Regions from separate parts of the Homo sapiens genome. Here regions 1 and 3 are each linked to region 2. Evidence: chromatin loops called from intact Hi-C (ENCODE). Cell type or tissue: endothelial cell of umbilical vein. All regions are shown on one strand.

Region 1 (8,000 bases), 60 kb before region 2:
ACTGTAATAAATATGCAGTAGTGATATAAAGAATTATATCCAAGGTAATATAAAAGCCATTACGTATGAACTCATCCGTGTCTCATTTTGTGTTTTATTTTGTGATCTCTTGTCCACTAAGTATCTTGTTAAATGCCAGTATCTCAGTCTTTCTGAAGCCCTGAAATGGTAATTGTAGCATTTCAGAAAATGTCTTTCATTTCAATCAATAAAAAGCTTTTGTAAAATTGCCTTTGCTAATGTTTATTTTGCTATACTATTATAGGGCTTGATTATAAATGAATATTATTGTATTCTTATACCTTCTAATACCTTCTTAACTCTAATACCTTCTCCACATACATTCACATCTACATGATGGACTAGGAAGCATGGAGATTAATATTTTTTTTAGGCACAATTTTGTAACTTGAAATCACACTAACCAATTTTGATATCTAAGCTACTCCTTCGTTGTAAACCTGAACACTTTTAGAAGCTAAACTAAGTATCTCCACTCAGTAGAATACTTCTTCATGAATTTGCCCCTTGGTTAATTAAATACCAGGTCACAGGTCTAAGATAATTGATTCATAACTGAGAGATTATAATGCACTTATGGGACATAAAGTATCTGTTACTTTTTTAAAAAGAACAAATTTTTCCCTAATATTAATACTGACTGCTTGTTTTTTGTTTTTAGCCTGATTATTTGCAGTTAATTAGAAATGAGTTCTTTCATTAAAAACTCAGTAGGAGAGATAAGCAATAGAAACATTTTTACAGCCAAGCCTGTACTGTATATTAAACATCATCCTTAAACTGTTTTAAAATAAAGCCATGAGCATCTAAGTGTGAAAGGTGTTATTTACTTTAACTTCTAAACAGAATAGTAGTTTGATTTCCTGAAAGAATCAGCAGTGCCAGCTGATAATGATACATGCTGGGGAAAATTACTGAAAGTCATCTGTAATGGTTTTCCCATTGCATGGACATTATTAATATCTTAGCACTCACATGGTCTGTGTACTGTGAGAGTTATTGATTAAAACACAACGCAGAATCATGAAGCATGATATTTCATGTTGTAGTTTATAGTTCCTTAATTTTGCATGTGTTCTATATGAAGAGATATACTGTTTATTAGGTATAGTTTTTAAATTATAATAAATTATTTAACACCTGGAACACATTTACTTTTCATTTTGACCTCTGGCAAAGTGAGGAAGAACGGACTAATTATATGCCATATTTTCATTATATTGATTGATTTTGCTAATAGGTTCTTTAGATTTCACAGTCTAAAGTTAGGATTTAACAATGTAATGTAAGTTAATTGCCCCTGTCAAGTGCCCTTCTCCCCCACCCAGAAGAGCAATAAATGCATGTTGCTAGGTAGGAATTACAAAAACCCATACAAACAAATAAAATATTAAGAGTCCAAAATGGAAAGCAGTTGGGTTATATCACAGAATAGAGGACCTTTATGGAACATTCTAATATTCTAATATTTTTTACTGTAGGACTTTTCATTTATGTATCAGTAACATTCTCATTGTTATGTCATCTTCTAGGAAGTTCTTTATTGGCTAAATGTTTTCAATAATCAAAACAGAGAGTATGGCCATTTTCACGATATTGATTCTTCCTACCCATGAGCATGGAATGTTCTTCCATTTCTTTGTATCCTCTTTTATTTCATTGAGCAGTGGCTTGTAGTTCTCCTTGAAGAGGTTCTCCTTGAAGAGGTCCTTCACATCCCTTGTAAGTTGGATTCCTAGGTATTTTATTCTCTTTGAAGCAATTGTGAATGGGAGTTCACAAGGTAATTTATAGATTCAATGCCATCCCCATCAAGCTACCAATGACTTTCTTCACAGAATTGGAAAAAACTACTTTAAAGTTCATATGGAACCAAAAAAGAGCCCGCATCGCCAAGTCAATCCTAAGCCAAAAGAACAAAGCTGGAGGCATCATGCTACCTGACTTCAAACTATACTACAAGGCTACAGTAACCAAAACAGCATGGTACTGGTACCAAAACAGAGATATAGATCAATGGAACAGAACAGAGCCCTCAGAAATAATGCTGCATATCTACAACTATCTGATCTTTGACAAACCTGAGAAAAACAAGCAATGGGGAAAGGATTCCCTATTTAATAAATGGTGCTGGGAAAACTGGCTAGCCATATGTAGAAAGCTGAAACTGGATCCCTTCCTTACACCTTATACAAAAATTAATTCAAGATGGATTAAAGACTTAAACGTTAGACCTAAAACCATAAAAGCCCTAGAAGAAAACCTAGGCATTACCATTCAGGACATAGGCATGGGCAAGGACTTCTTGTCTAAAACACCAAAAGCAATGGCAACAAAAGCCAAAATTGACAAATGGGATCTAATTTAACCAAAGAGCTTCTGCACAGCAAAAGAAACTGCCATCAGAGTGAACAGGCAACCTACAAAATGGGAGAAATTTTTGCAACCTACTCATCTGACAAAGGGCTAATATCCAGAATTTACAATGAACTCAAACAAATTTACAAGAAAAAAACAACCCCATCAAAAAGTGGGCAAAGAACATGAACAGACACTTCTCAAAAGAAGACATTTATGCAGCCAAAAAAACACATGAAAAAATGCTCACCATCACTGGCCATCAGAGAAATGCAAATCAAAACCACAATGAGATACCATCTCACACCAGTTAGAAGGGCAATCATTAAAAAGGAAACAACAGGTGCTGGAGAGGATGTGGAGAAATAGGAACACTTTTACACTGTTGGTGGGACTGTAACTAGTTCAACCATTGTGAAAGTCAGTGTGGTGATTCCTCAGGGATTTAGAACTAGAAATACCATTTGACCCAGCCATCCCATTACTGGGTATATACCCAAAGGACTATAAATCATGCTGCTATAAAGACATATGCACACGTATGTTTATTGCAGCACTATTCACAATAGCAAAGACTTGGAACCAACCCAAATGTCCAACAATGATAGACTGGATTAAGAAAATGTGGCACATATACACCATGGAATACTATGCAGCCATAAAAGATGAGTTCATGTCCTTTGTAGGGACATGGATGAAATTGGAAATCATCATTCTAAGTAAACTATTGCAAGGACAAAAAACCAAACACTGCATGTTCCACTCATAGGTGGGAATTCAACAGTGAGAACACATGGACACAGGAAGGGGAACATCACACTCTGGGGACTGTTGTGGGGTGGGGGGAGGGGGGAGGGATAGCATTAGGAGATATACCTAATGCTAAATGATGAGTTAATGGGTGCAGCACACCAGCATGGCACATGTATACATATGTAACTAACCTGCACATTGTGCACATGTACCCTAAAACTTAAAGTATAATAATAATAAAATAAAATAAAATAAAAAGAGTTGCAATAATCAAGAGAATTGCAAAATTTTACTCTTGTAATGTGCCTTACAATGTTTTTTCTCTGACGTGTTTATTACCAACATCAGAAATGAATGACCTGTCTTTGTTGACTTTTTAAAAATAAATATTTTGCTGTTTCAATTTTTTATGTTCTAGAAAACATGAGTACAGATTTCTTGCTATCATTTTCTAATATTAGCAAACGAGTTCTAGTAGTTGCCCTATTATGCATAATAGGATTTACACCTAATGCTAGTGATGCATAAGGTTTTCATTTAATAAATAGCCTACTCAGAAAATACCATAGCTCATAATAGCCAAAAACTGAATTGTAAACATTTCTCCTAGAATGTTTCCCACTTTATACCACTTGAACTCTGAGGGTCAACTTTTCTCATATTCTCTTTTCTATAAATGTAATGTTTCTCACTTTGCCCTGTTCTTAGCTGACGTGTGTATCTCTAACCTAAAATGAGGGAGTTAGCCACCATGTTCCTCAAGTTCAAAAACTAACCAGTGATAATAAATTGACTTTTCTTGTAACAGCTGTAAAAGAATGCAAGTTTTTTTTTCTTTCTCTGACTGAAGCACTCCCCTTAGCAATACCAATTCAACATTTGTCACCCATCAGGGTTATAGCCATTGCTATGGGGATCATACAGGAGGTTGTCTGAATAAGAAGCCTGTTCTTCAAATAATACAGAAGAGAGTGGAAGCGAGTGCAGACAGATCGTGGGGGAAGCGATGAAAGGCCATGTGTTTCCCTCTCGCATTCAGCTTTCAGTTTCTGGAAAAGTATCTTTTCTGTCTCTGGTCGTGAAGCCATTGAATCTGGTGATGAAAGCAATGTAAAATTGCTTCCTTATTGCTTTTCCTATGTAGAATGAGCTGGAACAGACAGACCTGATAGAGTCCAAAACAGTGAATCAGCTTTCTGGCTGGCCTTGTGCCTCTCAGACTATTTCTTTTTACTATTTTGAGTCATGCCCTAAACTTGAGGTCTTCAGAGTAGTGAGTTTCATTTCCCTCTCTATTCCTTACAAGGGGACAAGCACTGAGCTAGGTAGAATATTCTGATGAAAGAAAATAGCATAGCAATGTCATGTCCTTTAAGCAGTAGAGTTCATTTATCATTCACAATGTGTTAGAATAGAAATGTAGATAAATTTTCTAACTAAAGCCAGCCTTTAGGGGGGAAAAAAATCAAATGAACTCCCTGCTAATTTTTCTGCCCTATTATCTTATTAATGGTGATTTGTAGAGAATTTCAGAGAAACGTTCATACTTCAGGGCAGAATTTCTTAATTGGTAGTGTGAGGAATTATAATACAGTAGCTGTAAGTGTTTTTGTCTCCATAAAGTGTTACATCTGGATTTTAACTCTTGGCAAAAACTGTGCAGAGAAAGCAATGTTTATGTACATTAAAAAAATGTATTTTGTGTTAGATATGCTTATGCTAACAACATGTCTTTCAGAAGCTTACTTATGACTTACAGTTTTTCTTGTCATTTCTGCTGGACCAGAGAGAGGTGTTTGGCCCTTATATATGCTGTGTAAACTGTTTTACCCAGAAACCTGAACTGTATTTTAAAAGAATAGTATGATATAGTGGTCAGGAGAGGTGGGCTCAAGTTGCAGCTCTTCATGCTCAGTGCCTCATTGCTTATGTTTCCTCTTGGAACATACGGATGTCCCAGTGAATTCCTTTCCCCTACGGTCGATGTAATGCCCCCTTAGTGTTCAGCTACTCCAGGCTTTGCACTAATATAGCCCAACCTTGTGAATGACATTTAACAATATCTCTATGGTAACCAAGAGGGCAATGTAAACTGTATACAAACTGAAATAGCCTTAGATCCCATCATAGCAACCAAGTGTTGAGGTTCTCTATTTCGTTCCCTCTTCCCCTCCTACTCGCAACCTAGGTAGACTACAGGCAGAAGGAATAATTGACAGAGGAAGCAAGAATTGCAAAAGAGAGCTCATAGGTAGAAACAGTTTGGTTCATCTTTTTTTGTTATGAAAGTCTGTACTCTCAAGAACACACATTGTTATTAATAAATGTTTATACAACTAGATGTTAATTTCTTGAAGATGGGGGAGGGATATCAACCATTGGCCTGAAATTTCAACAGCTGTCTGGTAGTAACAGTAAGGAAATACAAAACAGAAAATCGACAAAAATGCTATCACACCAAATTACTTTGCCACACAAGAATATGAATTAAATGAAGTAAGTGTTCAAATTCTTTATGCATACTTGTCTAAGGTAATACAGGAAATAGAAAGCTGTAAATGTGTGAATAAACTCATCCAACATATACATATTATAACATATGAATGTGTGAAAAAACACATATATAATTTGTAAGTCAACTGAAAACACACAAAGTTCACTAATTCTAATATTTGGCTTGAACCAGTGAATCACTTGATCTCTGTATGTGATACTTGTTCTCAATTTTAGGTATTTTTCTGGTTACATACAAGCATCAAACCCAAACACATGATTTTATTTGGATTTAAAGAATGTTCTAGATCTGTGCAATGAAATGCAATACATATGTTTCAAATCTTTAGGAATTTCTCACCTCACACTATTTAGCTATGAGTCTTCTATTTTTCCTTTAGAAAGGAAGGAGGAGGAGATGAAATAACTTTATCCCTTCTTTATTTATGTCCAATAAGGATTCTTTTTTAACTGTTTGTAGTGTCACTTTCCATCGACTCCAGTAATATACATGAAAAATACTGTGTGCAATGAAATTGCACACACACCCCAAGCCACGCTGTCAATTATTGATTACAACTGATCATATGATATTACACACATACAAACACACAGTCACTCTCTATTCCCTCTTGTTCTTTCTTATGGTAAGTGGGCATCACTCAGTGGGACTTTTCTATGTAGAAAAAGCAGTACAATACCTAATTCTTTACTGAAACCCCTATTTTTTAAAAGACATACTATATTGGCTACCATGTATTAAGCCTTTTCTTTTTACTGTGTCCTGTGCTGAGCACATTTTTATTCTCAAACTGCAAAATTATTATTATTGCACCCCTTTTGTCTAGTCTGTGCTGATCTCACTGTTCTCAGCTGTCTTTTATGCTAGTTACACAAAGGATCACCAGAAATCTCTAAATCAGGGATCAAAAGTTGGCTCTCTCTGTTGTATTATTTTGCTTGCTTGCCTTTAATTGAATCTGAATGTCTATGTTGGAGGACAGGGTGGCACTTGAAGCCACTTGGGAGGATGGGATGCCCCACTTTGCTGTAAGATATGAGGCATGAGTTTGGAGGACTGCCCCAAAGAGTGAGAGCTCATGCCAGGGGTGATCCTCTATCTGCATTTATTTCGCCATTTTTGGCCCCTGCTCTCGCACTCTCCCTCATTTCCTTGTTGGGTATTTTGCCTCATGATGACTGTATACTGTCGTTTGACTCCTCAGCAAGTCATTATCATTTTCTTTATTGTCTCTGCCATAAGGAGAACTAGGAATTATTGTTTATATTTCTCCTTTATCCTCATCATTTCTTAAAAAGTTTTTGAGCATGATGCTTCTATCTTATCTTTATTTCTCAACTTAAAGTCCCCATTCCACTCATTTAAAAAGAAACAAAATTATAAGTCAGACACCAAAAGGCAAATAGTACTACATGTTCTCACTTATATGTGGGATCTAAAAAGGTTGAACTCATAGAAGCAGAGTAAAATGGTAGTTTCTGGGGACTGGGGCAATGGTTGCGGGGCGGGGAGAAGTTGGTCAAAGTGTACAAAGTTTCAGTTAGAAGGAATAAGTTTTGGAGATCTGTTGTATAGCATAGTAACTATAGTTAATATCAAGTTATTATATACTTGAAAATTGCTAAAACAGTAGATCTTAAATGTCCTCACCACAAGAAAATGGTAAGTTTGTGAGATGAGGGATATGTTAATTTGCTTGATTTAATCATCTCACAATGTATACATGTATCAAAACATCGCATTGCACATCATAAATATATATACAATTTTCATTTATTTATTAATTGCAGCTTAATAAAGCTGGTGAGTTGATTCGATGAGGCCCCAACCACACTACCGAGGGTAATATCTTTTACTTAATGCCAATTCATCGTTGATGTTAGCCACAACATTGTTGGTGTCAGCCTTCACAACAACGCCTAGATTGGGATGTGGTTAAATAACTGGGCATGATAGCCTATCCAAGTTGACACGTAAGAGTAACTATCACAGGAATATTCTGCAGAATACATGACCAGACAAGGAAATGCCAGACAAGGAAGTCTGAGAAACTGTCCTAGACAGTCCAGAGGGGGCTAAGGAGGCATGACAACTAAATGTAATGTGGTATCCTAGATGTGATTCAGGATCAAAAAGGAGACATTGTGGAAAAACTAGTGAAATCCAAATCAGATGTAGAGTCGTGTGTGTGTGTGTGTGTGTGTGTGTGTGTGTGTGTGTGAAAAATAAAAACAGATACCTGAATAGATAGTTCTCCTTTACTGGAGAAATATAGTGTTAAAACAAATTACATCCGATGTCCCAGGGAAACAAACCAGGGCTGAAAGACACTGGGATCAGGAGCCTCAACGCA
Region 2 (8,000 bases):
TAAATTACTGTTCCAGAGTCATTTGTTGTTTTTCCCTGCTGTAAAAACACTATCCGCTTGATAGGAGAGAAATGCAAGGAATAATATGAATAGTCTGTATAGATCTCTCAGAACTCTGCATTGACATATTTCCAGTTATTAGCAAGCCAGAATTGTGGTGCTACTAAATAGATATGGATGTGAGTATAATTCATTATGAGTCAAAGCTAGTACATGAGGACATGGCCTTGTAGATGACAACTCAGGAGTTGTGTTAGAGCCATTCTCCTTTACTAATGGTGTGGAAGTATGCATAACTTGCAGATTTGGCTTCAGAAACATCTTTTTCTGAAAGCCTGTTTAGGGAGATGAAAAATGATGTTATTAGATTATAAATTTAGCCTCTGGGGAAAGCCCTTTCAGCTAAAAAAATTATGGATATCTTTAAAGCTCTCGGGAACCATTTTCATACATGATAACTCAGTGGGAGTATGGAGCCAGCCATACACACCAGAGACATATAGGAGAGAGACTTCATGTGGAAGAAGACTGAAATAACAGTCCCACCTTACACCATGATGACCACTCACAATACTAAAGATATTATTTTGAGATGCAGAAATGAAAGCTGTCTGTACATGGGACATTCTGCTGCCTTGTAAGCTTTCTGACAAATAATTATTGATGGCAATAGGTGAGAAAAGAGGCCCTGGCTGTGCTTGGGGGTACAAAAATAGCTTGGAAATCCATTGGGGTTATTAAGCATTATTCCCCTTTCCAAGACTGCCCTTCAACGTGGTGAAAAATGAATCAATTGAACAGGTCATGGATGCCAACTTTTCACTCTGGGTACATTTGGGGAAGAATTCCTGGGTGGGACTAGTTCATTAATCTCCTTTAAGCCTTCTACCATTACTCACAAGGCTCCATTTTTCCCCCAGAAACTTCAGGGCTCTATTTACATCAAAGGGACATCAAGTACCACAACGCTCACTAAAAATGAAACCCTACAGCTCAGACTGTCAACTTGTGTGGAGAATGTAGAGCTGTAAGTGAGCTTCACAAGGCAAGTCACGCACGAGGGAGGGAAGACAGCAAGATGCTGAAATAGCTTATGGATAGTATGAGAGAGGGGGCAGACTGGGAACGGCAGGCAACAAAACCTAAAAAAACTCACAAAAGAGAAAACTTTGGCTTAGCTCTCTAGAAGCAGACAGACAGAAAAAGAATAACAGAGAGGCTACGATGGGTTTGCAAAGGGCAGGGCCAGACCCAGAGATAAGACCTGCCCAGGAAGCCTGTAGCAGTGAACGCAAGGTTATATCCATCTGAACCCAGGGTTTAGAAGGACCCAGGGTTATTATGTATCAAACATGACAGCTGTATTTGATATTTTCACTGTCATCTGTGTATTGTTGAATATAAAGGGCACGAAACTAAAGAGTGGCAGAGACATCTTAAATATTAAGGTTATACAAATGACATTCTCAGCATGAGATTGCAACCATCAACATTTCAGAAAAGGTTGTTCAAATGCTCTATGTATCTGTTATTTTTATGTATGCTAACCCTTACATGTAGGCCATGAAAAAAATGAGAAAATATCCTTAAGCTGAAGTCAGCATCTTCTCATCCCTGTTTCTGTATTAGCTTGTTGGCCTCTGTTTCCCACATATCTGAGAGACTGAACACTTAGAAACAGTGCATATATGAAGAGTATGATGGCATGTTTATAAGCTGCATATACATGTACCCCGATTTTCTAAAATATGACCCCTTCTATACCCTGCAGGAAGTCTTGATTCTTAAAAGACCATACAGTGCTTAATCTCTATGCATGTGAAACAAGAAAGGATCTCCTTCTTATTTTATTCAGAAGCCATCTTTAATGGCAAGGATGAATCTGGATATGGGGAAAATTGACATTTACTTAGAATTATTATTCAATCAAAGTTCTATTTTCTTCTTATGATGATTTCATTTTTCAGAGCAGTTTTAATGCAAAGCTTGTGATCAGGATTTTTTTCTTAAACAATTGGTGCTACCATCTGTGTCACCTGAGGTGTCTTTTTGTGGATTATTATGCATCGTAGCCTCATGTTATGTGACACGATGAAATCGTAAATAATTCCAGTCCTGCTTTGCTGGAAGAGAACACTCCAAACAGTTATGTGGTGCCAGAGTGCTGATTCCAGAGCGGGCAGGGCAAGTAATATTCTTCCTACAAAGACATGCCACTTTTTTTTTTCATCCTCTCTTTAAAATTCTTGTTTAATTTGATTAGAGAGCCACATCAGAGGCATTTTCTAGGGCATGGGACCTGTGTGTTTGGGAACTTCCCACTGTGCTGATGAAGCACCATTCACCTAGGCTGAGCTGTCGGAGTTCAGAACAACCCTAGGGCATTTTTGTTTTCTGTTTTATATCTCATTTGTTCTTTTTCTTTGTTCTCTTCCATTCAGAGGAAGGTGTGTGCTAATGCCAATTTGTTAGCAGCATACCCAGCAGGTGAAGGATGTGAGCTGTTTGGGTTCTTTAAAATAGTTCTGGCTTATTTGCCCAGTGCTTTAAATAACAATTAGAAGGTGGACTTTCCATAGGCACCAGGAGCTCACTCCCCAAGTAGTTTAGGTTAGAAATTGTGTTGCTGGGTAAAAATCTATACACTTTGATGGTTTAACCCAAACTCGTAATTAGCTCTTAGCTTCCCTCCCCCATGGCCAGTAGAAATAGTTTTTGGCTATTATTTCTGTAACAAAGCTGTCCTCAAGGAAATCAGACACATTGGAGAGTGACTCTGAAATGTCATGTTTGGAGATGGCTGGATTCCATCATGAGTTGCATTTTCTGCTCTCTTACATTAGCAAGAACTCTATGGACCATGCCTCCTGAAATATCCTGGAAACAAAAGGGAGTGCTCACCTAAGTTAACGTTTAAGTATTATTTTTTAAACTTAGTTTTTAGAATGTATCTTCAGCAGGGGAGTGATAATAAATTAGCATACTTGTAAAAACTTCCAAGAGCTAGGGTTTTGGATCAAAACTCATATTTAGCTTACTGACCAATATACTTTCTAGATTAGCTGCTTTTGATTGATTAATTTTGTTTTGCTGTCTTACTAGAGCACAAAGACAGTCTTCTGAGACAGAAAATGTTTAGTGGTGATAGGAAGTGGACCCCTCTAATGGCCTCTTATGCCAGAAAAATCATCCTGTCTTGTTCATTCTCCTCCTTCAAACATTTTCTCTTTCATATCCATAAAAGATCCAGACCAGATTTTAAGTAGCAGGGCTTAAGAGAAAGCACAAATGGACACCAGGGATTTTGATTTTCTACATACTTGTTACTCAGAAAGGTTGATTAACTTGTGTTACTCAATTAACCACAGATGTGCCCTTGTGCACCATTAGTTTGTAATTACCCTAATTGATTCCGAGGAGTGATCTTTGCTCAGAGTCAAGCCAGATGTAGGCTTTGTTAGTGATTTTGATGGAATGACCCCAAAAAGCTCCATTTTTACAGCTTTGATATGAGAAAGTCCAAGAAGCTTGCCCAGGCCTCTCTGCTTACTTAATTATATTTTTGATAATTTATTTTACCAATTGACTTCTAGCCAGGCCAGGTTATGTTTGATCTTGATGAGGTTGCACAGACTTGCAGGAGAGGAGAAAATGTCCCAGCTCATTATCTTCTATTCTTGCTTTATCAAACCTGTTTTCTGGAAACTATATGCAAATTAAGGTCTTCAGACATTCTCTTTGAAAACCATTCCTTCCTTTCTGTCCCCTTTTCTGAATCATCCATTAGCATACAGCGGATTTTCTGTTTCCTGTCTTCTAATCACTGATGTTGGAGATTTCAGGCATTACTCACTTTCCTGAGCATTGTCCTTCCAAGTCTATCCAAACTCCCCTACTATTTTGGTAAAGTGAGGCTTTAAATAGAATGTTAGGTTAAGACAAAGCTTCAGTTAGATGTACCAATAAGATTAACTGAGAATTCTCAATTAGCACTCAATTAGCACCCAGGTAACTTTTGTATTTTTAGTAGAGACGGAGTTTCGCTATGTTGGTTAAGCTGGTCCTGAACTCCTGACCTCTGGTGATCCACCCACCTCAGCCTCCCGAAGTGCTGGGATTACAGGCATGAGCCACCACACCCGGCCTCCTGGAAATATTTTAAAAATTAGTTTCAGCATCTACAACCTCCTCTCCCCTGCTCCTGGAAGATAATTTTAGAAGGCAGAGAGTAAGCAAAAATATAGTCAGTTTTTTGTCATGGGACAGAATGAGGAATGAAGGTAGAAATTAAACTAAGTGATGGAAAAAGAAAGTTCCTTTTTTTTTTTAAAAAAAATTTTATACCTGAGTTGGTGGTCTGTGAGATTCAGATCTACTACAGTAGTTTGTACTATATTCTGTTACAATTGTCCTTATAAACTTTTGTTACAGGAGTGTATCTTCTATCAGTATACATAGGCATCTACTCTCAGAGTGTAGATAACTCTGGGAATTAGAAAATAAAAATCCTTCCCCACTCCAGTGCTTTTCCAGATGAAGATCTTGCAGAGAAAAAAAATGTCGGATTTCATAAAGTATTCCTAACATGTGCTGGCTACTGATGGGCAAAGATAAATACTCTGTATATGTCTTTTTTGGAGGGGAGGATGTTGATTGAGAGTGATAGGGGATGAACACGGTTCTGAAGCCAAATGTTATGTATTACATAATTTTACCTAGAGTTTCAGACTTTTCAGAATTTTCTTCAGTCAGTTTAGCAGGCAATTCATAGTTCATGGACAGGTCAGTAAATATTTTACGTAAACTTTTAAATATTTATTTAAAAAAATTTTCCATCTCACCCCTTGCTATGGTGGATTTTGTGAATGTTGTCACTAGAGTAAAATGTGTGAGTGCACAGATATGTAAAGGTTGAAAAAATATAGTAGTGGAACTTTATGAGCTGAGCATGGTGGCACTTGCCTGTTTTCCAAGCTACTAGGCAGGCTGAGGTGGAAGGATCACTTGAGGCCAGGTGCTCAAGGCTACAGTGTGTTATCATCACACCTGTGAATAATCATTGCACTCCAGCCTGGGCACCATAGTGAGATCCCATGTCTAAAATAAAACAAACAAATGAGTGGAGCAATCCTGTCCTTTAATCTGCTCACTTGCATTATTTAGGATGCTTTCAGTTACAAGTTAAAGACAACTAAACTCAAACTATCTTAAACACATAATGGGAATATAAGCGTTACCTTTGTCAGGATTGACATTAGGTTTAATCTAGTGACTCAACCTGGTCACCAAGGACCCAGTTGGGTTCATTTCTTTACTGCATTTCTAAGATATTAGCCCTTACTCTGCCATTGTTTCCCCAATGGTCACATAAAAGCTGCCTGTAGATCTCAAGGCCAAATGGTTACAACAGGAGAAAATGAATCTTGGTCCCAGAATTCCCAGCAAAGTTCCTGATGGCCCCTTTAATTGGTCCAGAGCAACTTTCTGAATTTGCATTAATTGGTCTAGTTTAGGTTTTGTGTCTGTCTCTGTAGCAATTTCTATCAGCAGGAAATTCAGTACATAAATGGGCTTAATGGAGGTTGTATCCTCTATACCTGAACAATTCCAGCCCAGGATTCACCTTCACCTGCAAAACATGGCCAAAGAATAGGGTTGGATGATCCCCTCAAATCATGATTGTTTGCTCTTGCCTCAAGAAGGGGAAGTAGTTGCTGGAAAAAAAAAAAAAAAGCAATCAATCATTGATTTTACCATTTTAAGAAACACTGGTTTAGAAACTATATATGTATATTAGATAAATAAATTTAGAGTAAATTAAAATGTATGTAATATGTATGTATGTGCATCTATCAATAATGTATGCTGTGTGCACTTCTATATTAAAACAAAGGTGATATAGAACTTGAAAAGGTGGCTTTTTGTCTAAAGAAAAATAAAGCTGAAGAAATATTTTTGTAAATTAGAAGGAATTCAGCCTTTGGAACGAATCATGGAGACCTAGTGCCATACAATCTTAAAATTGAACACTAAAAAACTAGAAAACTCCAGTTTTTAAAACTTCCTTTCTTACACAGAGCTTAAATCCTCTTTCCTTTAAATTTCACCAAACCATTTTCCCTGATGTTGCCATTTGAAACTGCTAATAATAAGAAATACTTTTTTTTTAATGTGACAGTCCCTCCAACATTTGGAGTTAGTTAGAGATAATAACCACAGTAACACTGTCTTATATTTGGGTAGTATTTTACAGTTTTTAAAGTCTTGTTACATTCATATTTTATTTCTAAAAAAAACTTATGTGAAATTCGATAATCTGATTAGGAATTTTCTTGGTAGAACGTGATAGATACCAACTTATAAGATGAAGGAAAGGAAGAGTGCTGCCTAGGAAAGGTTGGAAAACCAAGTAACAGGTATTGCAGATGGGCTCACAAAGACTTGAATATCAGAACATGACTCACTATTTCTTAACTGTATCTCTCTATCAGCATCTTTCTTATTGCGGGTGTCCTTTCTTTGTTTGGTAATAACTATCATCAAGAGCAGCTTCTTAGATGTCATCTTCCAGCTTTGACTATTGAAGACCCTCTGCCCTCTCTGGTTCACGAATTTCAGTGAAGGGCCTGATATACGAATCAGGATCATGTTTCTTTACCCGCAACAACCAAGTGTAGTTGGAGTGTTGCAGATCTTATATGGTTGGTGGATAGTTTCTAGGAAAGTCTGCCGGGGAGACAGCACACAATTATCTATTATATCAATCCAATTTTAGGGATGAGGAAGCTGAGACTTAGAGATATGAGGCAATGTATCCAAGACAGTGTCTTGGAATTGATAGGTCAAGAAGTTTGGTTCAGGTCTCTGGCCCGTGTCTCCTTTTTACTTTTCCCAGAGGTATTTCTTTTTCTAGCCAGTTTTTACCTAAGTATGCTTAATATAATCTTTCAATTATACTTTTCTGCAAAGATTAAATTTATGAATATTTTGGTACCTGGAGTTTAGCACATTACAGAGCAAGGAAACCGAGGAAAAAAAGTCAAAATGTTATTAATGTATACTTCACTTAAGTCACATTAATTATTCTGAACATCTCTGCTGTAATCTAAAACTTCTCTGTATTTTTCACTTGAAGAGCTGTTAGGTGGGACTCTAATCTTATGTTGCAAAAGATAAATCTCTTTGATATTTTATGTTTTAAGTTTTAATCTACTTTTTCTTTAAGTTTATCAAGATGTCCAAAAACTTTATTCTGTCAATCACTGTATGCCCATAACATTTTGAACACAATCATCTCTGTATGTGATCTGTGGAAATGTGTGCTGCTTCTATGTATGTGATTCCATCCAGACATCAATATATTAAGGTTTCCTCTACACATCTATTGATATGGTTTGGCTCTGTCCCCACTCAAATCTCATCTTGAATTGTAGTTCCCATAATCCCCAGGTGTTGAGGGAGGGACCAGGTGGAGACAATTGAATCATATGGGTGGTTAACCCCATGGTGATGTTCTTGTGATAGTGAGTTCTCATGAGATCTGATGGTTTTATACAGGGCTTCTCCCCTTTTGCTCAGCACTTCTTCTCGCCATCATGTGAAGAGGGACATATTTTCTTCCTCTTCCATGATTTTAAGTTTCCTGAGGCTTCCCAGCCATGTGGAACTGTGAGTCAATTAAACCTCTTTCCTTTATAAATTACCCAGTCTCAGGCAGTTCTTTATAGCAGTGTGAGAGTGGACTAATACATCTATATTAATTGTTTAAAGACAATTCGTTTTTTTCTTTTCTTCTATTTGTGAATTCTGCCCTTTGCAACCATGAAGAATGAGATTTCATTGAAAAGCATGAGTCAGATAGTAGGGTTTGATTCTGTATTTGTCAAGCCTACTTTGGTTCCTAATAAAATCATATACAAGCTAGTTTTGGGGAAATAGAAAATTATTAGCTCACGTAAACGTAAAGACAAAATGCAGGACTGGCTTCAGGCATGAGTGGA
Region 3 (8,000 bases), 120 kb after region 2:
ATGGAAAATACAGAAAGTAAAATTATCAGGAGTCCCAAGAACCAAAACCAGAATAGGTTCTAATTACACACACACACAGACACACACACACACACATACACACACACAAGTATATTTTTCAAAATAGAATAATACACTGTTTTGCAATCTGAAATAAGAATGATCTAGACAAATTTATTACTTAATTTAGGGATAGACTTATTTTCTGCCAGTAAACCAAATGAGGAGAATTAGACATTTGGGTGATAAGAACTAGGTATATAGCATTGTGACACTGGGTTCTAGGTGTTAAGGTTCAGACATACATCTGTGTCTAGAAAGATACCATGTAGGTTGAAGTTTTGAGGGGTTTCAGGCTGAATCTCAATGTTATATGTTGACCATATTTAAAGACTACACTAATCCTTGGAAAATCCTACACAAGTAGAATTGATACAATATCTGTAGTTAAAAATTTGTAGCTTGTGTAATATTGTCCTTTTGGCTTACTATATGATTCATAAATTTCTAAATATTGATTTAAAAAAATAGTTTATGTACATGCTTACAAATTATTGATTGATGCTGTACAACTGTATGATCCCCTGAGGTAGTCTTTGCAATTCTACGCTTAAAAATTGCAATAATTATTATGATCCTATGGATAGGTGAGAAGCTGGAAAACATACCTGATTGCAATTTTATATAATTTGTTAGCAATATGGTGTAAGCTGGTAAGCCCCAGAAGAGAGAGAACAAATTATGTTTGTTTCTACCTGCATGGTTTTGTATGACTGTCTTTTTCTATACTTGTATGTAAAACTGACTAGATGGTTTGCTAACCTTTCTTTTGCTTCAGAATGAACTTCCAGCTCATGTGAAATGTTTTACCACATCACTTAAAATGATTAGAAGGAATTATTTTGCTTAAGCCTGATTATTTTCCAATTTAATCAATACAAAATATAGTATCTGAAAATAGCTTATGCATTAAAAATATTATTTGCCTCCAAACGCAACCCAAATAGGAGGACTGTTTAGTGATTTATAATACTTTGAAACATGAGGCCTTTATGTGCAATGTAGCACTTCTAAAAGTAAAAATGCTGCTGAAAATTTCCTTATATTGCTTAAATATATAGAACTACAAGGCAGCTGGATATTGCAAATAGCATTGCATAAATTATATAAACTTGAATAGAGCAGATTTGAAACGAGAAGGAAGAGCAACTATCACTGGGTTTTCAAAGGAAGTATTGCTGTTTGACAAAACACCACACATTCCCCAAAAACATATGTTAATTTGCAAACTTTGAATCTATTCCTCATAGATCACGTTTCCATTGGGGAATTAAAGACAGTTATCCATTGAAAGTTTAGTGACATGTCAGCATCTAGCACAATTTTGAGTTAGGGATAAGTAAATCAATGAACTATGATGAAAGTTTCTAGTGACAAATAGTAGAGTGAAACATGCATTCAAGGAATAAAATAACCTTGGATTTTTAGCTTAAGAGATATCTTTAGATATTAATTCGTAAAATGATATTTAACAAAATTAAGTTCAAAATCTTCTGATTTTGAGATATTTACAAAACAAATTCAACCGTAAGCATTATTTTAATGTTCTTTCTCATCAGAACATTTTCTTCAGTTTTATTAAAAATGTGTACTAGTTAAAATAGTTATATGTTTTTTCTAATATTAAATTGACAAATACTGTGTTTGTATGCTTAGATTTCTTTTTTTTTTCTTTTTTTTTTTTTGAGACGGAGTCTCGCTCTGTCGCCCAGGCTGGAGTTCAGTGGCGCGATCTCCGCTCACTGCAAGCTCCGCCTCCCGGGTTCACGCCATTCTCCTGCCTCAGCCTCCCGAGTAGCTGGGACTACAGGCGCCCGCCACCACGCCCGGCTAATTTTTTTTTTTTTTGTATTTTTTAGTAGAGACGGGGTTTCACCGTGTTAGCCAGGATGGTCTCAATCTCTTGCCCTTTTGATCTGCCTGCCTCGGCCTTTCAAAATGCTGGGATTACAGGCGTGAGCCACCGCGTCCGGCCGCTTAGATTTCTTAAAATATTGATTACTTTAATGAACATGAATGACTTTAAATATGTAATCATTTTGATTAGACACAATCTTTGTGGTATATACATACATGTAAATTCTTAAAAGCTTTTTAAAAATTTGATAACTTGTGAAAAATTCTCTAAAATATTATAATAAATTATAATGGTTGTTAGTGATTTTTAATACAGTAGAAAAATCATAGGTCTCAAAACTACTTGTTGGATCTCATTGTAAACTAAATTAATTTTCCAGGTTTTTTTAACCAATACTCTTACTAAAAGTAATTAGTTTTACATTTTCCTAAAAATAAAACTTTAGTTATGCTAAGTAAGACTTTAAATGTATTAAAATCATTCTTCAATGTTTTTACAGTCAGTGAAAACTTCAGCTTGAATATATCTTTATGTAAAAGAGCTTCTGACTACATAACTGTATTTACTGGAATCCATAAATCTCTACTAACCTACAGAGAAGAGTAAATAAAAGTATTTGGTCTATTTTTTTCCCTTTTCTCTCATAATGTCTTACTATGAACATGTTTTTGTTGCTTTAGATACACATACCTTAAATATTCTTCTGACATCATTGACTCAAATTAAGAGACAAAAAGATAAAAGCATTTGAAACAACAGATAATCTGTATTTTGTAATGAGAACTATGAAAAACTGCTCTTAGTTCAAAAAATCTAATCAAAATGAGATTCTAGAAGCTATAGCTTCTTGTGTGAAGCACATGCAAAAAGACTCAAGATTCCAATGTGACTGTAAGCTTATTATGATTCAGGTGTTATGTGCCTGTTTTTAAAATCTAATACATCTGAAGGCCTATTAGATTTGAAAGGTGACTGAGGTTGGATGGAGGTTGAGGGTAGGGGAACCACATATTTAAAACAGTAGAAAGAAACCAGGGATATTTAGCTTGGAGGAGAGAAAATTCTAGGGGCAGGTATGGTGGCTCTTTTAAAATAGTTGAAGAACTTAAATATGGAAGAAAGATTAAACTGCAGCAAATACTTTAGACTATTTTACACCTGAAGACTTTTCAACTCTAAGATTACATGATTTTGTGAACAATACTAACATTTTCAGAAAATGATGATTGTGATCACTAATAAGTTACAAGTAGCTTAATATTTAATTACCTGTTTTTCAAAAATTCTCATCACCAGTGACCCCAATGTTATCTGTGTTCACCAGCAGTGGGGAAAACATCTGAAAAGTGATGCTGAAGCAAAGAAATATAATTGGGCCTTGGGGATTTGGAAAGCTCGGTAGGGTTAGCCCTTTTTTAGAAATTGTGTTAAGTATAATCTTAGAATCCCCCAAATCTTGGTATATATATATTCTCTTCATGGCTGTTCCTGAGATCTAAAGGGTAGTATCTTGGGCTTATATCATTCAGTTGAAGGCTCTGAAGGATGGATGACAGGCCAATTCTTAAGCCTATTAAATGAAAATTATGGTACTGCTGACTACAGACTCTAAAAGTCTCAGTAATTGCCACTGTGATTTAAGATCATCTCCAAATGCAACATTGTGAAACTCACTGCTATTGCAACAAGCAAAAGCGTAGCCTTTAAATACAGAAGACAATATTTACACAGGTATATTTTTCCATTCATGATTTATTAATTGAATGATTGCTCAGTACCACCAGATTAGGCCTATTATAAATATTTACAATCGCCATGCATTTCCCTTAGCCCTCGTGTATGGGCATACGTTACCTTGGTTTTAATAACGTTCCTCAAAGGCCGTTACCGATGGCATACAGCATAAGGTTCAGTTGTTAGGGACAAATTCCAATTAACAATTAGCCACTTTTCTTGAATTTAGAATATCAGAACAGACAGAAAGCTAAATATATGAAGTAAAATCATCATTTGAGTTAAAAGAATTCCTGAGACAGCACTAAGGTTACATAGAAACAACAAAATTGTCTTTAAATAAACCACGTAGGTAACATCATTGATTCTTCAGTTCAAATAAATTATGATCCTTGGGGACTGGAGCAATAGATATAAATGTTGGTTTTCAGAGCATCAAAACTGTTTGCTTCAAAGAGGACAGCTTAAGGAGATGAAACCATTCTGAGCCCCTGTCAAAGGACCTTTTGGCCTCTTAAGAAGTCGATGGAATTTGACATGCATTGCAAGGATTTGTAAAGTAGCTCCCTTGAGATTTATTTAACAAGAGTTTTTGACTGATGGTAGTTGTTCTAAGCCATCTATTTCCTTAAATCTTTAAGAATTTACTTATTTAAAAAAATAAGAAAATAAAAAGACCTCCCCTGGAAAAAGGGTATTTATTTGATAACATATGGCATCAATGGCTCTGCTTTTCTGGAAACAAATCAAACTAACAAACAAAAATAAAATAAACAGGAAAACATGGTTACACTGCAGCAACAGCTGATTCCATTTGTTTTTGAGGGGACTTCAGGGGAGAGCTACATAAGAAATATGAAAAAAAAATTTACAATAAAAGCAAGTGATAATTAAAGGCCAGTCTGTGGTTGTAGTCTGGTTTTAACTTTCCTGTCAGTTTTCTTTCTGTTTTTAATAATGGAGAGCTTACACTTACCATTTAAATAGCCATCTGGAAAGTCAAATCAATAATGCTGTCCATTATTTTTTTTTCATTTCAAAAAAGTGAACTGACCTTGCCAAGTTTCTTCTCTAGACAGAGATAAATGGCTTATTATAAAGAGGGGACATGTTTTCACCATGTGGGCAGTGGAGGCGGTGAACACCACTGACAGTTGTATTACATGGGAATTGTGTCCAGATCATACAACTGTGTATGGGTGCCCTCTGCTGGAAGGCACAAGTAGGACAATTTTAGGAAAGTAATTTCTTTTTCTTTTTCTCTTCTCTTTTCTTTTCTCTTCTCTTTTCTTTTTTTTTTTTTTTTTTTTTTTTTTGAGATGGAGTCTTGCTCTGCAGCCAAGGCTGGGGTGCAGTGGCATGATCTCAGCTCATTGCAACCTCTGCCTCCCGGGTTCAAGAAATTCTCCTGCCTCAGCCTCCTGAGTAGCTGGGATTACAGGCAACTGCCACCATCCCCGGCAAATTTTTGTGTTTTTAGTAGAGACAGGATTTCACCATGTTGGCCAGGCTGATCTTGAATTCCTGACCTCAGGTAATCCGCCCACTTTGGCCTCCCAAAGTGCTGGGATTACAGGCGTGAGCCACTGCGCCCGGCTGGGAAGCAATTTCTAAGCTGTGCTCTTTTCTACCCATGGCATTTGTTAAAGCAAATATATACATAGCATCAACAGATTTTTGTTTTGTGCCTACTTCGTATAAAGCCAGGTGTTGGAATCTATATGAAATAAAGGGAAACACAAGTCATTGCCACTGTTTCAAAGAGTCAACAGTCAAATCTCATATCCTCTCCATTCCTGTGTCAGCTTAACTGGGAACAGGGAGAGACAGATAGCCGGGACACTGAGTAGGCTGACTACTGCATACTCCTACTGCACTGTCTAATGTGGTAGCTACTATCTAGATTTAGGCATGGCAACTCAAATGTAAATTAATTAAGATTAAAAACAATTAAATTTTCCATTTTAATTCAATCACATTAACAACATTTCCACTGCCCAGGGACCACATGTGGCCTGTGGATATCATATTGAATAGTGCTGAGCTAGGATATGACTTTCATCACATCAAGTTCCAACAGATAGCAAGATATCCTAGAATAATAAAAAGAGCAGTGGCCTGAGTGTCAAAAGTCCAGGGTTTGAGTCAGGCTTATTATTATTTTGTGTGACCTAGAACAAGTTACTTCTCCTTTCTTGAATTCAATTACCATCTTTTCCAAATGAGGGTTTTGCTTGAAAACCCATGAGAAATATTACAGTAGTGATTCAAAAATGCCATAAGGGTTCCTTTACAGAATAGAGCCAAGAGTCACCTGGAGTCCCCTGAAAGTTCACTCCTGTTTTTAAAGGTTCTGGATACATGATTATATCCCACACTGAAATTTGATTTTGGTTTCTTTCAAGGGTCAGGCCCATCTGACTTTCAGTAAGCAAATAAACACAACTTTTCACAGTGTGGCTGCTGATAGAGTATTGACCAATACATAAAAACATAGTGCTAAAGGATTTTTCATAATCTGTGTTATCAGCCAATCTACGAGTGTCATTCGAACTGTAAATGTTAAGCTTGTTTTGGTAGCCGTGGCTGACACGACCGTTTAAAAGAATGCTGGAGCTACATTTGTGATTTTATTGAGAATTGTTTTCACTAGGGAACTCTCAGCCTGTCGGATTAAAATGGTAAAGAGACCTTTTACTGCAAGAGCTCTGACAGTTATCCCCTTAGCAAAGTTTGCTTTTGTGATAATTACACCTATTCTTGTTTACCAAATGAATCAGTTTTCAGTGCTGCTTTTAACCTTGACTGGTTTCCCTTTGATGATTACTCTTTGCTATGATGAGATGTTGAGAAACATGCTGCACATTTCACACTGCTCTTTTTCAAGTGATGTTTACTCTTGGTTTCCTTTAAAGCACGTTTCCAAGGTTCATTTGAGGGGGCAGTTAACTTGGGGGAGGATGTCAACAATATGTTTTTCATCTGCAAGAGGATAAATGACTGTGTGGTGGTTAGTTAGGAATGATGATACCGAATTTCTGTGCCTTCCTTGGACACAATTAAGTATCAACAGGCACACTTGTGATCTTGGGAGGAAAGGTTAAGAGCATTTAGAAACTGGTAGGTGAGGATGAGGCCAATGGTTCCTGTAAGTGAGCCTGGATTTGGTCAGGTACATTTCTTCATAGAGCAAGAAAAGTTACCACAAGGTAGAAGAATGTTGAGATGTTGAAATTTTATGCTGGACTTCAGGTTCACATTTTGTAGCACCGGTAATTTTAAGTATAAAACTTCATAATTAATCAACCATTACAAGTTCCAAAATAGAATTTCTATAACAAACTCAAGAGCCTATCTGTATTTTTTTGCGTGTTGGAGGAGGGTACTAAAAGACTGCTAAAAAACCTCTTAATGACAGTGGTGGCAGTAGCAAAGAAGGCAGAAGAGAAATATCAGTGAGTATCAAGAAGTCTGGGTGGTATAGAAGTGACAAAAACTGTGATACATGTGGCAACCTAGGAAATAACAATGGAAGGGGCAGGCATTACAAAAATCTACTAGAGCAGTAACATTGGTTTCAGAGGCTGTTGAGATCTGGAACCAAAGTTGAAAGCAAAAGAAACATGGGAGAGGAGAGTCATGTCCTAGTAATTTGATATTGCTACTCCAAGAAAAAATGTCTGGCTCACGCTTGTTATCCCAGCACTTTGGGAGGCCTAGGCAGACAGATTACCTGAGGTCAGTAATTTGAGACCAGCTTGGCCAATATGGCAAAATCCTGTCTCTACTAAAAATACAAAAAAAAATTAGCTGGGCGTGGTGGCAGGCACCTGTAATCCCAGCTACTCGGGAGGCTGAGGCATGAGAATCACTTGAACCAGGGAGTCGTAGGTTGCAGTGAGCTGAGATTGCACCACTGCACTCTAGCCTGGGCAATAGAACAAGAGTCCGAAAAAAAGAAAAAAAAAGTCATGAGGAAGCAAAGGCAAGCGTATGGCCATGAAGACACAAACATAGCATCGTGTCTGAAAAACCTTCCTCATCTTCCATGCCACCCTGCCCTATTGCCTTATCTATTGTCTCCTTTTCACAGTCAAATTTTCAAGTCACCTTCTATTCCTTTTGCAATTTTTGGCTTCCGTGTCAATCTTTATTGACACCTCTGTTGTGTATTGTGACCTCTACCACACCCCTCTATTGAAGCCAATCTCATTGAAATTACAATGCACTATCTAGACAATGAAACTACACATAATGGGTTCTGAGAATTCATAATTTTTTAAACCACAATGATTAATTTTTCACCTTTAAAATACATAATTCATTTAGCTTTTGTGGTGTTATGCTC

Evidence for each region. Hi-C counts contacts between places; a loop is a spot of excess contacts. Peaks named below come from ENCODE experiments on the same cell type or tissue, not always from the same donor. Only the 100,000 strongest peaks of a DNase experiment are listed, where the experiment ranks them.
Region 1: it touches region 2 in a loop (3-fold over the local background); 5 of 110 quality-filtered maps call a loop at or near these places.
Region 3: a loop joins it to region 2, with 5 times the contacts of the local background. A loop is called at or near these places in 3 of 110 quality-filtered maps.

Annotation. Positions count from the first base shown.
Region 1 is chr3:81,481,930-81,489,929 of GRCh38, reverse strand. It overlaps GBE1 (1,4-alpha-glucan branching enzyme 1), which reads left to right. Exons shown (of 16, transcript NM_000158.4): 16 at 1-227. Among named protein-coding and RNA genes, the nearest start is that of GBE1, 280 kb to the left of the region's middle. In endothelial cell of umbilical vein, no CTCF peak of the experiment used is centred here; a DNase peak (open chromatin) is centred at 4,279; H3K27ac peaks cover 472 bases.
Region 2 is chr3:81,421,505-81,429,504 of GRCh38, reverse strand. No RefSeq gene overlaps it. Among named protein-coding and RNA genes, the nearest start is that of GBE1, 340 kb to the left of the region's middle. In endothelial cell of umbilical vein, no CTCF peak of the experiment used is centred here; a DNase peak (open chromatin) is centred at 3,824; H3K27ac peaks cover 2,228 bases.
Region 3 is chr3:81,299,014-81,307,013 of GRCh38, reverse strand. No RefSeq gene overlaps it. Among named protein-coding and RNA genes, the nearest start is that of LINC02027, 310 kb to the right of the region's middle. In endothelial cell of umbilical vein, a CTCF peak has its summit at 4,857 (motif pointing left); a DNase peak (open chromatin) is centred at 4,823.